Linked DNA regions of Mus musculus: region 2 is linked to region 1. The links are chromatin contacts, found by Hi-C or POLR2A ChIA-PET in ENCODE. All regions are on one chromosome and are shown on one strand. Each heading gives the region's core, a stretch centred on a gene start or an enhancer-like site at or near the end of the contact. The rest is flanking DNA. Distances are from core to core; before and after follow the strand shown.

The links. Hi-C counts contacts between places; a loop is a spot of excess contacts on that map. ChIA-PET counts read pairs that join two places held with the same protein, here RNA polymerase II (POLR2A).
Region 2: a loop to region 1 is called in a map of heart, with 4 times the contacts of the local background. The contact joins the promoter of Cpt2 here to the promoter of Czib in region 1. A Hi-C loop is called at or near these places in 4 of 37 maps with a recorded cell type or tissue (gastrocnemius and heart). POLR2A ChIA-PET finds 5 or more read pairs at or near these places in 3 of 5 experiments (Patski and embryonic stem cell).

Annotation. Positions count from the first base shown.
Region 1 is chr4:107,885,613-107,892,916 of GRCm38, reverse strand. Czib (CXXC motif containing zinc binding protein) reads right to left here and starts at 3,091. Exons shown (of 8, transcript NM_001347160.1): 1 at 3,021-3,091; 2 at 2,715-2,798; 3 at 1,396-1,452; 4 at 881-962; 5 at 664-695. The coding sequence starts at 3,026. It overlaps Magoh (mago homolog, exon junction complex core component), which reads right to left. Exons shown (of 5, transcript NM_001282737.1): 5 at 5,493-5,740. The coding sequence ends at 5,641.
Region 2 is chr4:107,919,832-107,927,135 of GRCm38, reverse strand. Cpt2 (carnitine palmitoyltransferase 2) reads left to right here and starts at 3,547. Exons shown (of 5, transcript NM_009949.2): 1 at 3,547-3,821. The coding sequence starts at 3,670.

The DNA of each region.
Region 1 (7,304 bases), core at 1,842-4,341:
AGGCTGGAGAGATGGCTCAGAGGTTCAATTTCCAGTGGTTGTTAGAGATGGTAGCTCATAACTATCTATAATGAGATCTGGTGCCCTCTTCTGGCCTATAGGCATACATGCAGGCAAAATGCTGTATACATAGAAACCCTGTCTCAAAAAACCAAATAAACAAACAAACAAACAAACAAACAAACAAAACAGAAACCAAACATCCACCATGTCATGAGGAAGGCTGGGTGTATGGAGAGCGCACCTCTTGGGAGGTGGATAGCCAGGAGCCCTGCCTACCTCACCCCTGGGCTCAGACTGCCCAGACTGTCATCCTGTGTACTTTTAGGAGGAAACTGCAGTATTACCCAGTGGATGATGTGGATATGGTGGACAAAAGATACGGAGCAAGTGAGCACTGAGTTGGTGCATGAGAGAGTAAATACGCAGGAGACGTGGTGTCAAGTACCTGGCCTCTCAGCATTCAGGAGGCTGAAACAGGAGTATGAGTTTGAGCCAAGCCTGGGCTACCTAGTGAGACCTAGTCTTAAGCAAAACAAAGAGTTAAATACATGGGACCATGTCCAGGGGCAGGCCACTCTGATGCAGCTACTCTCGACCCCACTCCTAGCCATCAGTTCAGATTTAATCCCACCATCCCTGACACTACAGCAGGAAACTTACGTTGTAAGCCTTGATGGTGCTGCTCAAAATGTCTGAAATATAAAAAGGAAAAGTTGACTTGAATCTCTACCCAGACTCCACTCAGGTGCCCAGACACAGCCTGGGAAAGAGAGAGACCTGCACAGGTTTTAGTATTTCACACCTAGGTCCACCCCTTGACAACACAAGCCTGCTTCCAGTCACCCTGGAAGAGCCTGGTAGGCAGCACCCGACCTACCAATAGAGTTTTCCCGTGCACATAGCTTGCACTTCTGGACCATGGAGGCACTGCCTCGGCCTCCTTTCAGCGCCACGCTGTCCTGACAAGAAGCAAACAGAATTTCTAGTCATGTAACAGCTAGACGTAAGGGTCCCAGAGAGATCTCATCCCACCACCTCATCCAGTGGAACAGACTAAGACCACAGAAGTGAGTCACTTGCTGACAAGTGACAAGAGGGTTGAGGAGAGCTCAGTAGTAGAGCATGCTCAGTAGAGTAGTAGTAGAGATATGCAAAGCCCTGGATTCAATCCCCTGGGTGGGGCAGAAGCCTAAGGAGTCTTCCCCTGGTTGAGAAAAAAAGTCCCTCTTGATTTTGAACTCTGCCTCAAAGATGTCTGTTGTTCCCTGCGAGGGTCACATTGGTGCTCTCTCAACACCTGCCGTGCCCCCCCCCCCAAGTGGCTAAAGGAAAGAAAGATGAAATCCAATTTCCCCAATTTTCTGCCCAGGAGCATGTGGTAGGGACCATTACCATCAGCCGGATGTATTGCCACTTCTCTGAAATCTCACCACAGTTGCCACATTTCATCTTGGGGAAGGAAAAGAGTATTATTAGTTGAGCAGGTAGCTTCCTTAGACACAGGGGAAGGGGAAGCACGGTGTAAGGCCAGCTCATAGCCTACTGCCTTCTCTTAATTTATCTTAGATGCACTCTCACTGTGTAGCCCAAATGTGTTTGAACCTGAGATCTTCCTGCCTCTGCTTTCCAAGTACTGGGATACAAGTGAGTGCCTCTAGACCCATCCTATCTTCTAGGGGATTCTTACAGCATCCAATAGGGACATGAGCCGATTTATCTCCAAGTAAGAACAAGGTGTTTCTGATGTTGGCACCCCTGCCCTCCTCTAGAATCTGTGCCATTTGGCTGGGGACTCCAGGTTGTCTCAAGCCCCCAGCAACTCTGCTGGTTGGTTCTGTGCTTAGGGGTCCTGAGTCTGGGGTTAACGGGTTGTCATTTTGTTTCTGTTTCTCTCTCCTTTGTTATTCTGTGTTTCTTCAAGTCAAAGTTCTTCAGATGGGCCCTGGAACTCCTGCTCCAAACATTTTGAAATAGGAGCTGTGGGTGCGATGGTGTTGCACTTGTCTAGTGCTGGGGCGGGGGTGGCGGAATAAGAGTGATCAGTTATGGCTTTGGTTGGGTATGTGAGGCACTGAGATAGACTAGGAGAATAAAGCACAGCCTGGGACGATGAAGGGTGTCACACTGTTTGGGCCTCTAGGGCAGGGTACCTACCCAGTTTACTAGCACTGTGTGAGGTCAAAGGGTGGCCAACTTTCCCAATAAGTAAAGCCAGCAAATAAAACAAGGTGGGTTTATTCACTATATTAAGTAAGCACAGGGTCCCTTCAAATGATATTTTGTTCCGTGTATGTTTATAAACTAAGAGCTGGAAGGATTTCACATCAGGAGAGTGCTAGCGTGAGGCCCCAAATTCAGATATACCCGCCAGAACAGAAGAGGGATAAAACCACAAAACTCCACCGTGTGAGGAGGCCGAACATCTGTAATCCTAGTAAGAAGATCAGGAGTTCAAAGTCATCCCTCGCTACATAAAGAGCGCAAGGCCAGCCTAGATTACATAAGACTAACGTTTAATCAATAAAAATAAAATCTAAAATTCCATCCTGAAGATCTCACTTAGATGCCTGGTTAAGCACCTCAGACCCGGTGGAACTTTTAGAAAAGCTCCCAGTTCAACACTGTGATCAAGGCTGGGCCCTGAGCCCTAAGATGCCCCACTGCCTCCGGATGCTCCTCCCTTCCCTAGAGGAACCCGCCTTCCGTCGCACCTTCAGGTACCACCGGAAGTCCTCGCCCACTGGCCGAAGGTTCGTGACGTTCTCCAGCGTGGCTTTGAGCTGCAGTGCGATTTTCTGAGAAGAGGGCGGGACACGCTGAGTGCAAGGCCTCGTCCGCTCAGCTGCGTGCCACGCCCCACCCCGCCCCTCCCGACTCAAGCCCCGCCACCCGAGCCTCACGCCTTCCATTCTCTCCTGCTCTGAGCTCGCCACTCTGAGCCCCTCGCCGCCTCGGACCCATCTCTCACTGGGCTACTACCAGACGGGATGCCCCAATGGCGACTAGCCTCTCCTTACCCCCATAGCTGCCGGTCCACGTTAAGTCGCTGCGACAGCTGCTTTCCGACCCGTCGTAAAAGGCCGGCGTCGCCGCGCAGCCTCAGTGCGGGTGGGCGGGGAGCGGGGCGTTAGTGAGTGGTACTGTAGGCTGGCGTTTTCTAGCTTGTCCCTCCTTAACCTGCCGGGCTCGGCTGTTTTCGGTAGGTTTGCTGGAACCGATGTAAACGCAAATGCCAGAGATGGTTCCTGATTCTCAATCTGTGCCTTCACTGAGCAGGCAAGATAGTCGGGCTGGAAACCTCTGCCAGACCTCTCTAGGCTCTCGGTTCTCTATCCGACTTCTCACTACCTGTGGTCCTGAGGCTCAGATTACGCTGCAGCCTCCCAGATGATGGGTAGTCGCCCTCTAAACTGCCCACTGGATGTACACGATTTGATGCTGCGACTTTTCCCACAGGGTTGCCCTGTGTCCATGTCCTCGTGGTAGCTATGCCTGAACAGAGCTGACTTTCCCCCACCTTAGTCATATATTTAACCGACACTGCAGGAGCTGGGAGCACCAACATTCGAAAACATGCCCCATTTTTATTTTTTAGAGACAGGGTTTCTCTGTGTAATTATAGCCCTGGCTCTCCTAGACTCGCTTTGTAGACCTGGCTGGCCTCGAACTCAAAAGAGATCCACCTGCCTCTGCCTCTCGAATGCTGGGATTAAAGGCGTGTGTCACCATGCTTGGCTCCCACTTTTATGGCCCAGTCTTTTTAAATTTTATTTTGGTTTTGGCAGGTAGTATGTATGTGCTCCACATGCATGCAGCTCCCACCAAGGCTAAAAGAGGGCACCATAAATAACCCTCTTGTACCCTCCCCCCCCTCAGCCTGAAACCTGGCTGAACAGGTTTCACTGATAGCACGAAGAGAGCATGGGGGGGGGGGTTGGAGCCTGCCACCTTATCGTTCTACCACTCCCACTGCTACTGCCTGCCGCCTAGCAGTTCCGGAGTTAATCAAGTTGTCACCTGAAACTGGACTCCAAGGATGATTTGGCGGGAATGGGTTCCTTCCCCTTCTTCATAAACCAGTGCCTGGGAATAGTAAAATTGAACCTTGAGCAGACTAGTTGTCTTGGTTCCATTCTCTCTCCCGCCGCCTAGCTCCCTCTTCTCTTCCAGATTCCAAGATGCCTCCCAGGCTAGAACCCAGACATGTGAGCCGGCCGCAACACTCTGTGACACACTGATAGAGCCACCCTATGGATGTTAGGAACAGAAATGAGGTCATCTACTACAGCAGCAAGTTCTCTTAACCGCTGAGCCATCCCCCTGCCTGTTGGACACCACCAGACTGGTCTTTAAGTGTCTCAGAAGTCTGGCATCCTGACATGTCACATATTAATGATATCCCTAACGGAGTATGAAAAGTCTTGAGGATGCTTGGGACCTTGTCTCAGAATGGAATGTCTCTAAGGATATGTATTTAGGCTCGTGTCCCTTCAGACCAATGAACCCTATCAAGTCCCATTCCTTCTGATGCCATCTAATCAGCTATTTTCAGCAAGCCATGAAATTTAAGTAATGGCAAGAGAAAGTTCCTGCCAATCTACCTATTGAACAGTTTTCCTTCATACGGAAATAAAGGATATGTTAAAAAGCCCAGCCATTGGCTGGAGAGATGGCTCAGTGGTTAAGAGCACTGACTGCTCTTCTACAAGTCATGAGTTCAATTCCCAGTAACCACATGGTGGCTCACAACCATCTGTAATGGGATCTGATGCCCTCTTCTGGTGTGTCTGAAGATAGCTACAATGTACCCATATACATAAATAAAAAATAAATGCCCAACCACAATAAAATTTTATGCCCAAGAAGCTATGAATGCTAGTCAGGTGTTTTACTACTGAGCTATAACTCCAGCAATTAGTCATCTTGTAAATCTTCAGGGTTTCCATTTCCCTTGAAACTTAAAAATCCAGGTTGAACTATGTGTGGTGGCACCTGCCTAAAATCCCAGCACTTGGGAGACAGATCCCAAGTTCAAAGTCATCCTGGACAGGAAAGGGAGGGGAGGCGTGGTCAAAACAAAACCCAGGTACCTTGTCCTAGAATATTGCTAATGGGGTTCTCAACTTCAATGTATTGAAAAAAATATTCAGCAGTGTGTGTGCTAGCGCACACCCATGGCACAGCAAAGGGGTGGAAGTTCTGAGTCAGTTCTTGCCTTCCACCTTGCTCAGACAGGATCGCTTTCTGCTCCTGGGTGGCTTAGTCCAGGCCCAGCATAGGTCCCAGGGCTGTGGGTAGTGGTCAAGTTTATGCATTAAAGCTTTTCCTGCCAGAACCATCTCCTTGGCCCTCACTGAATTTTTAAACCTTTCCCCATCATTTCCTGTAAATGGCAGTTCTTAGTTGCTTAGGTTTGTTTTTTTCTTTGCTTTGTCAAGTCTCCCACAGAATGTTTGTATCTTACAGACTGAGAATTCACATATTCAGGTGTTTAGAAAAATAACAAAAAAAGATGTTATCGCATTTATTAAAGATCATCATTTATTGTTTATAAAAATTGCCCCAATATACAGAAAAAAAATCCTAATTATGGTAACTAAAAACTCCCACCCGCCTTGTGTCCACAATATCCAATATCTAGATTGGTTTAATCTTGAAGTGTAATCCAATCAGACTGAAGACTAAACACTTCAGGTCCTGGACAAGATAATAAAATACTCGCAAGCCTTCCGGATCCCTAAAACACAAAAGAAAACCAAAATGTTTAAGAAGCAGAGGAAAACTGGCAAATACCAAAAAAAAATTAATAACCCCGATTACTATAAAAATGCTCCTTATAAAGATATTTACAGTAATAAACCCTGAGGAAGCACATGTCCATTAACAAGGGCCACTTACTAAAATGATATATTAGGAAGCCATGCTGTTTTTACTGTGAAAATATATAAAGTTTAGGGGAAAAACTGTGATTTCTAAAACAGATTTTGTCTCTTGTGCTTTTAAAACAAAACTATACATAGAGCTGGAAACCAGGTCAGTGATGGATAGATGCTCTATGTTCAACTCCTAGTACCACAAACCTAAACAAAGAGTTCTACCTCCACCCCAACACAGGGTGAGGGGGCTAAAAGTTGTTTGTTTTTGAGGCTGGGTCTTGTTATATATATACACACATCAGAATGGCTCAATCATGAGATTCCTATGTTGTTTCTTTAAAACAAAATCTGAATTGTTTGGTTTTATCAATGAAGCCTCCAAGAGCCAGATACTGGAGTGAAAGCTCAGAGGGGCAGAGAAAGCGCCCAGCTGACGTTCCTCATCAACCAATGTCCTAGAAGCGTCTCCGAAGCTCCTCCTTCAAACTGGATGCCCCTCCCTTCTACGTCCTGCACCTCTCAGCTCTCCCAACTCCCTGTTACTCTCTAGTTTTTTCCTATGTTCACTCTCTGTCAACTGATTGCTCTGCCTTTTGGCCTATGGTCGACTTAATCATGTTTATAATATTCAAGCGGAAAGCTCCTGGATTACAGGTGTGTGCTAAGGCTGAGCCACACCACACCTAAAGGCAGGGTATTTCAAAGTAAGTAACACAATCTCGGGTTCGCAGCGTGAGCTGATCTTCTGCGCTATTCCTCCCGAGTACTGGAGATTACAAGCATGCACCACCTGCCTCAGCTCCTGGTGCTCTCTAAGACTAAGACATTACACGTGGAGATGTTAGGTAGAGCTGGGCAGAGGAGACACACATGCTTCTATTCAAAGTTCAAGGCTGGCCTGACCACTATAGCTGAGTTCCTGGACAGTCATAGCTAGATAATAAGAGCCTTTCTGAAACCAAAAAGATGTTATCACTGGCTGTCTATTAAGGATATGAAAGAACTCCCCCTTTCTCTTTTCTATAGCTCCTGTATTTTCTACAATGACCATCTATTGTTCTAAGAGTTGAAGAAGAAAATTTAAAGTAGCAAGCAGCACTGACAAGTGTGTCCAGAAAGCAGAGAGCCTGCCAAATTCTAAGGTTCTTTATAGCAAATAGAATCACATCCTAGTGTTAGAAGTCACACCATTGGCAACATGCATTTTAAAACTTAGATGCAAGATTTCAAATTTCACCAAGACTAAGATGAGCTAGTCCGAACAGTCAGCACAGAGAAGCTGTTCGCCCAGTGAGGGTCACACAGCACTGTGTGGCCTCATGTCATTTCCTCTTCTGGTTGTCACTACACATTCCTCCATGTCACTGAGAAGCAGCTGTCACTATTTATTCTTCCATGTCACTGAGAAGTAGTAACTACATTAAC
Region 2 (7,304 bases), core at 2,298-4,797, 34 kb before region 1:
CAAGCAGGTTATTACCTTCTGCAGGAGTCTCTTAGCATCCTGGGTAGGGATGATCTTAGCTGAGGGGCTTTCAGGACCTTCCAATAGTGAGAAGAGACTTCTCATCTCTTGATTGGGGGTCAGGAGAAATGGCTTTACCCAATTCATAGTCCCATACAGCTGTTGAAGCCCCACGAGGGAGTAGGTCTGAGAAATAGAGAAGTCAGGGGTCTAATCTGCTTAGAAATGGAGAATCCCAGAAAGGCATATGGGGGCACTGAGTTTTTGGGGGGAGGGGGCACAACCCACAGATTAAGCTCTTCTCAGTCTTTCAGGAGCTGTGAGGTAGTTCCTTGTGAAAGAGATGAATCAGGATGTGCCAGCATAATATTGTCCATATAGTGGACGATCAAAATAACTTTTGGGGTGCAGGTGGCACAAGATCTTGCAAGATGTTTGCAAGGCCTGTAGTGCCTCAGTCACATAAGGCTGGCAGATGGTGGGACTATTTTTCATTCCCTGTGGGAGAACTGTCCATTGGTGTCTCCTAGCTGGGTTTTGCATATTAGGTTCCCACACTGTAAAGGCAAAGCCACATCTGTCCTAGGTGCCAGGGGATTTGGAAAAGACAGCCCTTGATCTCCATCACTAGCCTGTGACAGAAGGGTGGGAGGGCACCAGGATGAGGCATTCCCACCTGAACCATCCTCATTTCTTCCATTTGTTCATTGATAGCTCTCAGATCTTGTAAGAGTCTATATTTTCTTGACTTCTTTTTTTTTTATGACAAAGATGAGGGTCTACTGGTCAAGGGTTCTATGAGACCAAGTTTAAGTTTTCCCTCAATCAGTTCTTTGAGAGAGAAAAATTTTGGTTCAATGATTGGCCATTGATCTACCCAGATATTGACATCTGACAGCCAGGCCAGCAGTATGGGGTCAGATACCATGATGGAAGGAGGCTCTGGGTGGGCAGTGTCCCTTAGGATTGGTGGTGATCCCCTTTAGGAGGCCAGTTAGGCCCAGTTGTTCATGTTCCACAATGTCATCAAAGAAGGCCTGATCGCCCATTGTAAGGATGACACCCATGTCCTCTAGTACGTCCCTGTCCCAAAGTGTTTGAGGGACATCTGCAACAGTGGAATCCCATCTAGGCGTACAGTCATCATGGGTGAGTGTGGAAACATGGGGAGAGTCCAGTAGACAGTGGGCCTGCTTGGTTAAGTTCCCCCTGCACTTAGGGTTCTCCTTTAACAACCATACTGTCATGCAGTGTTTGTTCTAGGTAAAGCCTGGTGGAACTTGGCAACTCAGGACTCAAGCCCAGCCGATTCTAGGTACCACTTTCTCATTTCTTTGACTACTTGGCTGTTTACTTATGCTGGGTTCGGTCTCCCTTTACCAGCTGGATCTTTTCGTTGAAGTGTGAACTCTTTCTCCTCCTCTCTAGTTAAAGTCTCTTGTTTCTAAGAACGTTCACTTTGATGGCTTTTGTGGCTCAGTCACTTTTGTGGTGCGCCACTCAAGGGACGACAGTATCCCCACAGGTTTCAAGGTTTTGAAAACTACTAGGATTTGGAGACAACTGATCTTTTGTTTTTGAGACAGTTTCTCTGTGTAGCCCTGGATATCCTGGAACTCACTCTGTAGACCAGGCTGGCCTCGAACTCACACAGAATCGTTTCCCTCTGCTTCCCAAGGGCTGGGATTAAAGGCCAGCATTCCTGGCCTGACAAATGAACTTTTTCAGAAAGGATTTTATATTCTTCCTATGACACTCTACAGTACAGACAAGAGATTCTGATACTTTGAATTTGGGCCAGATAGGTCTGTTCTCAAGGGAGGAAAATTAGAAGTTTGGTATTTTTAAAATTTTGTTTTAAAATTGCCATTTTATTATGTTGTGTGTGGAGGTCAGAGGACATCCTTCACAAGTCTGTTCTCCTTTTCCACCATTGTGTCTCAGGGACTTAACTCAGATCATCATCAGTGCCAAGGACCTTACTCCCTGAGCCATCCCACCCGTCAACATCGAATCAATTCTCAGGCCTCCACCTTCCCAGTGCTGGGATTACAGGCATGCACCACCATATTTGGTTGGTTTATGTGATACTAGGGATCAAACCTAGGGTTTCATGCATGCTAGGCAAACACCCTGCCCACTGAGTTACATCCCTGGTTCCCACTAGCTTTGAATTCTGTGCTTAGCTCTTCAGTCAATGAAGAAAAGTTCTTCAGTATGGAGCTGGTAAGTGAGTTTCCTGTTTAACTGCTGGTCATCTAAATAAGGACAGAGCCCGAGAAACAAACTCAGGTCCCCTGAACTCCAAATCCAGTGCCCTTTGGGATGTGTTCCAGCTCATGGCTCTGCCTACCTACTTATGGAACAGACAAAATGTACTTGGCTGCTTCAGATCTACAGGGTCCTGACAGACAGCTGGAGCTAAAGGAAGGTTGTGTTTCCAGAATGGAATTCTGTTGTGCTTCAAGTGAGAATAATTCACTATGTAAAATAAGTGGTAGCAGAACCTATTACTTCTTTAGCTACAGATGAGGCAGAGACCAGAGGGGTATGGTATATGTTGCTTGCCTGTGGTGGTTTAGCGATGGATGGGGATGTTCACGTTCAAGAATCTTTGAATTCCTGAAAAGTTTGGGACTTCAGGACCCATGTGTGCTGACAGGTAGCCTCCTACGGTGGACTGAGGCTAAAAGACACCCAGAACTAGAGGACAAGGGTTTCCTCTTGGTAGGGAACCTGTTTTGTTTTTTTCCTTTGAAATATTCAATCTGAAAAAGGATGCTCATTTCTGGTTCCTGTACATTCTTTTTCCTTCCTTCCTCTTGTTTTGATTAAGACACAGTCCCGTGTAGCCCAGGATGGCTTCCAACTCGCTATGTAGCTGAATATAGGCTAGAATTCTTGACACTCTGCCTCTGCCTCTCCTTCAGATTACAGGCATGCACCCCCAATTTCCAGTTATACATTTTTAATAATATTTTTATTAGATATTTTCTTTACATTTCAAATGCTATCCCGAAAGTTCCCTATCCCCCCCCCACCCCACCCCACCCCCACCCCCCCCCGCCCCGCGAAGCCACACACTTCAAAGACTTCAGGCTTGGGGAATGCTACACGGACCTAGTATGAGTAAAGTATTCTGCCTAACAAATTATATTGGTGAAATAAGTATGACTATTGTTCAGTAAATCTAGAACTGTGGAGGCGTTTGTTGATCTTGTTCTCTACTTAGAAGACAAAGGTTTGAAATGTTCTTGGTCTCTAGAGACCAAGCCTTGACAAGGATAGGTCTGCCAAATGCCAAGTTTCAGCGTTTCTTTTTTCTCTACTTTTGATTTCTATCCAGTTCTGTGAAAGGAAAAGAGGTTAGCTTCAGAGTTACATGCCTGCCACCTTCGGGCAAGAAGCTGGGCTTACTATAGTTTAGAGACCGCTTCCGGCCCAGGTGGGCGTGGCCGCCTCTTGGGCGTGGCCACGATGTGGGCGGGCTCTGGGAGAGGCCAAGTGTGGGCGGGGCCACCGCCTATCGGTGCCCGGAAGTGCCCCTGTGGGCGGAGTTGAACTGGACGTTAAGTCTCTACGGGTGTCCCGGGCCTGAGGGCAGCGGCCTGCTTGCTCGGGAACTCCCTCAGCCACCGCGTCCTCAAGCCGCCATTGCCGCCCGGGACGATGATGCCGCGCCTGCTGTTGCGTGACTGGCCCCGGTGCCCCTCGCTTGTCCTGGGAGCCCCTAGTCGGCCCTTAAGTGCTGTCTCGGGGCCCGCCGAGTATCTGCAGCACAGCATCGTACCCACCATGCACTACCAGGACAGCCTGCCCAGGTGAGCCCAGCCTCCTGGCCCCGGCCCAGACCCGACTCCTGGTGCTTAGGACTTGCCCTGAACCTCCGGCCCTGGAGGCAGTCACATTCCCCAGCTTGGAAAGCCTGAGACTTTGAAAATTCCCTGGCTCAGAAGATTCAGAAACTTTAAAGTCTCCTCCGCAACCCTCCCGTCTACAAGTTCATCTTGAATCCTACAAACTCCTGCCCGCTCCATTAATCTTTCAGACAGCTATCCTGAGCCCTACACACTTAATGCCTGAAAATCACCCGAATCCTTTCTACTAGGGTGGTCAATTCCTTGTTTTGTTTTGAGGGTTTGTGTGCCCTAGAACTAGCTCTGTAGACCAGGATGGCCTATTAGAGATCCTCTTGCTTCTGCCTGTAGAGTGCTGAGATTAAAGATATAGGGCACCCCCATTGAGGGAGGATAGCCAGTTCCTAACATGGGTCTCCCTCGGGTCAGTGTCCCCTATTCACCTTTACCTGTTGCTGAGAACACCCAGCCCACTCCTCTTCCAGTACCTGTTCTGGTAGTGTCCCATCGTTGCTGCAAGCACATCTTTATCCTCATTTTAGCATTCTCCATCTTCTGCTCCATCTTCTAAGGTCAGCCTTAACCTAGAACTTTTTCATACCCACCAAACCTTCCTCAGCACTCTTTCGGGTGGTCCCCAACACCTCACCCACACTACCTGACCTATTCAAACAGCCCTAATAAGTGTTCCTCCATGTCCGTCACCCCCTGTCCCCAATACCCAGTACTTCCTTAAATCTGGAGTCTAGTTTTCTCGTTGATCTCTCAGCTTTGTTCTAGGTTGCCAGAATAGAAATTACCTTCACTCTAAGCCAAACCTAAATTGTCTTTGCATTCATTGTTTATTTCCCAAACCAAGCTCCAAACCTGTTTCAAATCCCCCTCACTGTCCTGGCCCAGCTGCCAGTGATCCTTCCTGCTCCATCCGGGAAAAGACACACATTGTACCATGGTATTGTTCCCTGCTGTGGGGTTTGTTTTCCTCCGTGTCCAGCAGTTATTTAACCCAGTGTCATCTGCCCACCGTGCCTTCTCAGCAAGAACCCAGTGTGCTTATGTGTGAGACCAGCTACAGTGAGGTTATCTGAATTCAGCAGGACGGAGGGGGAAAGAGAAAGGGACTTTGCTATTGCAGGATGAGGGTGTGACCTGGCTTCTCCAGACAGCCTGTGTGAGCTGCATTAATATGTAGGGGAAAGGTGAGGGCTTGGGAAAGAGAGTTTTCATTTGCTGAGTCAGATGGGCACTGACTTTCAGGCAGGCCTGTGCCTTACCCAGGTTTAAGATCAGGTGGACTGTCGGTAGTTTAGAATTGGAAAACTGTAAGAATATTCAACATAGTTTAGTCTTGTCCACAGCACAAACGTCTGTAAGATCCTGGAAGTATAAATAATATTGCTTGTCAGGTGTAGTGGCAGGTTCCTGGAATTATAAATACTATCACTAGTCAAGGGTAGTAGTGCATACCTTTAATCTTAGCATTCAGAAGGTGGAGGCTGGCTGTGAGTTCAAGGCCTGCCTCATCTATATTGTGAGTTCCAGGATAGCCAGAGCTACATTTTAGAACCTGTCTTGGGAAAAAAGCCAACGAGCCCCTTTCCTCCAAAAACAAAACCAACAAACAAAAAACAAACCAATCCACCCTACTACTGTATGCTCTCATGGAGCAGCCGACGTTCCTGGTGCTTCATCGTGAAGTGGGAGTTAGATGAGAGACTTTCTGTGTCAGCAATTCCGAGCTAGTAAAATATACTCTCTCTCGATGTCACACTTGGCAAGGAGCCCTAACCTTGAGGTCAGGCAGAACTTCGTTTCTGATGTGTATTTGCCATTAGGGCTGCAGTTTTGCAGTTAAAGAGCCACAGTCCTCAATGAGGTGAATGGCAACACAGCTCTTTGGACTGACTATTAGGAGGCCCTTGGGATAAGGAAACCATTGCCACACCCTCTGTTCCTCCTTATCACTGCTTCATTTTAGCCTCAGTGGCCTTGGACTCTGTCTAGAAGGAGCCCTGGAATTATCATCTGCTTAAACTTTTTCAGGTGCTGTGGGTTTTGTTCTTGTAGATACTGAGAGATGCATATCAGGGGTATAGAGAAATGGCTCAGTGGTTAAGAGTGATCGCTGCTCTTGCAGAGGACTTGAGTTCTGCTCCTAGTACCACATCCAGTGGCTCCCAATTGCCTGTAACTCCAGTTCCAGGGAGGAATTAGAATTAAACACGCCATACAAAGCCCTTGTGCAGGTTTGGCACAGAATACTCAGTAGGCATTCATAAGCATGGTAACTGGAACAAGATGGCAACTGATGTGCTCTGTCAGTGACTTAATGTTACGGTGGGTGAGGGAAGCCCCATAGAGGAGGTGACACTGATCTAGAATTTGACGTTTACCAAGTGGGAGGAAGAACAGAGCTGCACATCAGGAGAAGGTGCTGAAACAGTGTTGTACATAGAGAGGTCGAGAGGTAGACATTAGCACAGAGCTACACCATTTAGGCCTTGCTGGTTTGTGGCTGGAATGGTTAGTGGGGAGAGACCTTCTGGGGAGTTGTATTAGATCTACAGTGGAACCATGATAATAAATGCCAGTTATCTGCTGCTTCTCATTTAACCACCTACAGTGATAGCTGGTGTTCAAACCAATGGGCACCTTCTGTAGGGAACCCATGTGGGAGACAAGAGTGGTAGTTATTAGGAATAAATAAATCAGAAACCAAGTTCATCTGACCTCAAGGTCAGGGCTCCTTGCCAAGTGTGACATCGATGAGTGTCAGAGAGAATATATTTTACGAGCCCAGAATTGCTGACACACAAAGTATCTAACTCTCACTTCAGGATGAGGGACCAGGAAAGTCCCTCTGTTCCATGGAGAACATAGAGTAGTAGTGTGGATTGGTTTGTTGTTTGTTTGTTTGTTTTCAGAGGAGGGGGCTGGCACTAGGGTAGAAACTAATTTCTGAGCTCCAAAGGCATGTCTTCTAGGCCAGACTTCTTGTTTTCCAGAATAACTTTATTCCTAAATGACTCTTGTGAACACTACCCCAATTATAATTAGATCCTATAGACAGAGAAGGCATTTTATCTGTGTTCTTGCAGGAAGAATGCCAGAGTCCCTGCTTTGGGGGTGCAGACCGGGTATGGGAGCAGGTGACTCAGTAGCTTACACAGGAGATGAATCTGCCCAACATTTCCCCTTCATCTTTTTTGTTTGTTTGTTTGTTTGTTTGTTTGTTTGTTTTTTCAAGACAGGGTTTCTCTGTGTAGCCCTGGCTGTCCTGGAACTCACTTTGTAGACCAGGCTAGCCTTGAACTCAGAGATCTACCTGCCTCTGCCTCCCAAGTGCTGGGATGAAAGGCATGTGCCACCACGCCCGGCCCCCTTCATTTTTATTAGGGCAAATGTCTGTTAGGTAGGGATGGGGTGGGACAGGAAAACACGAGAGGT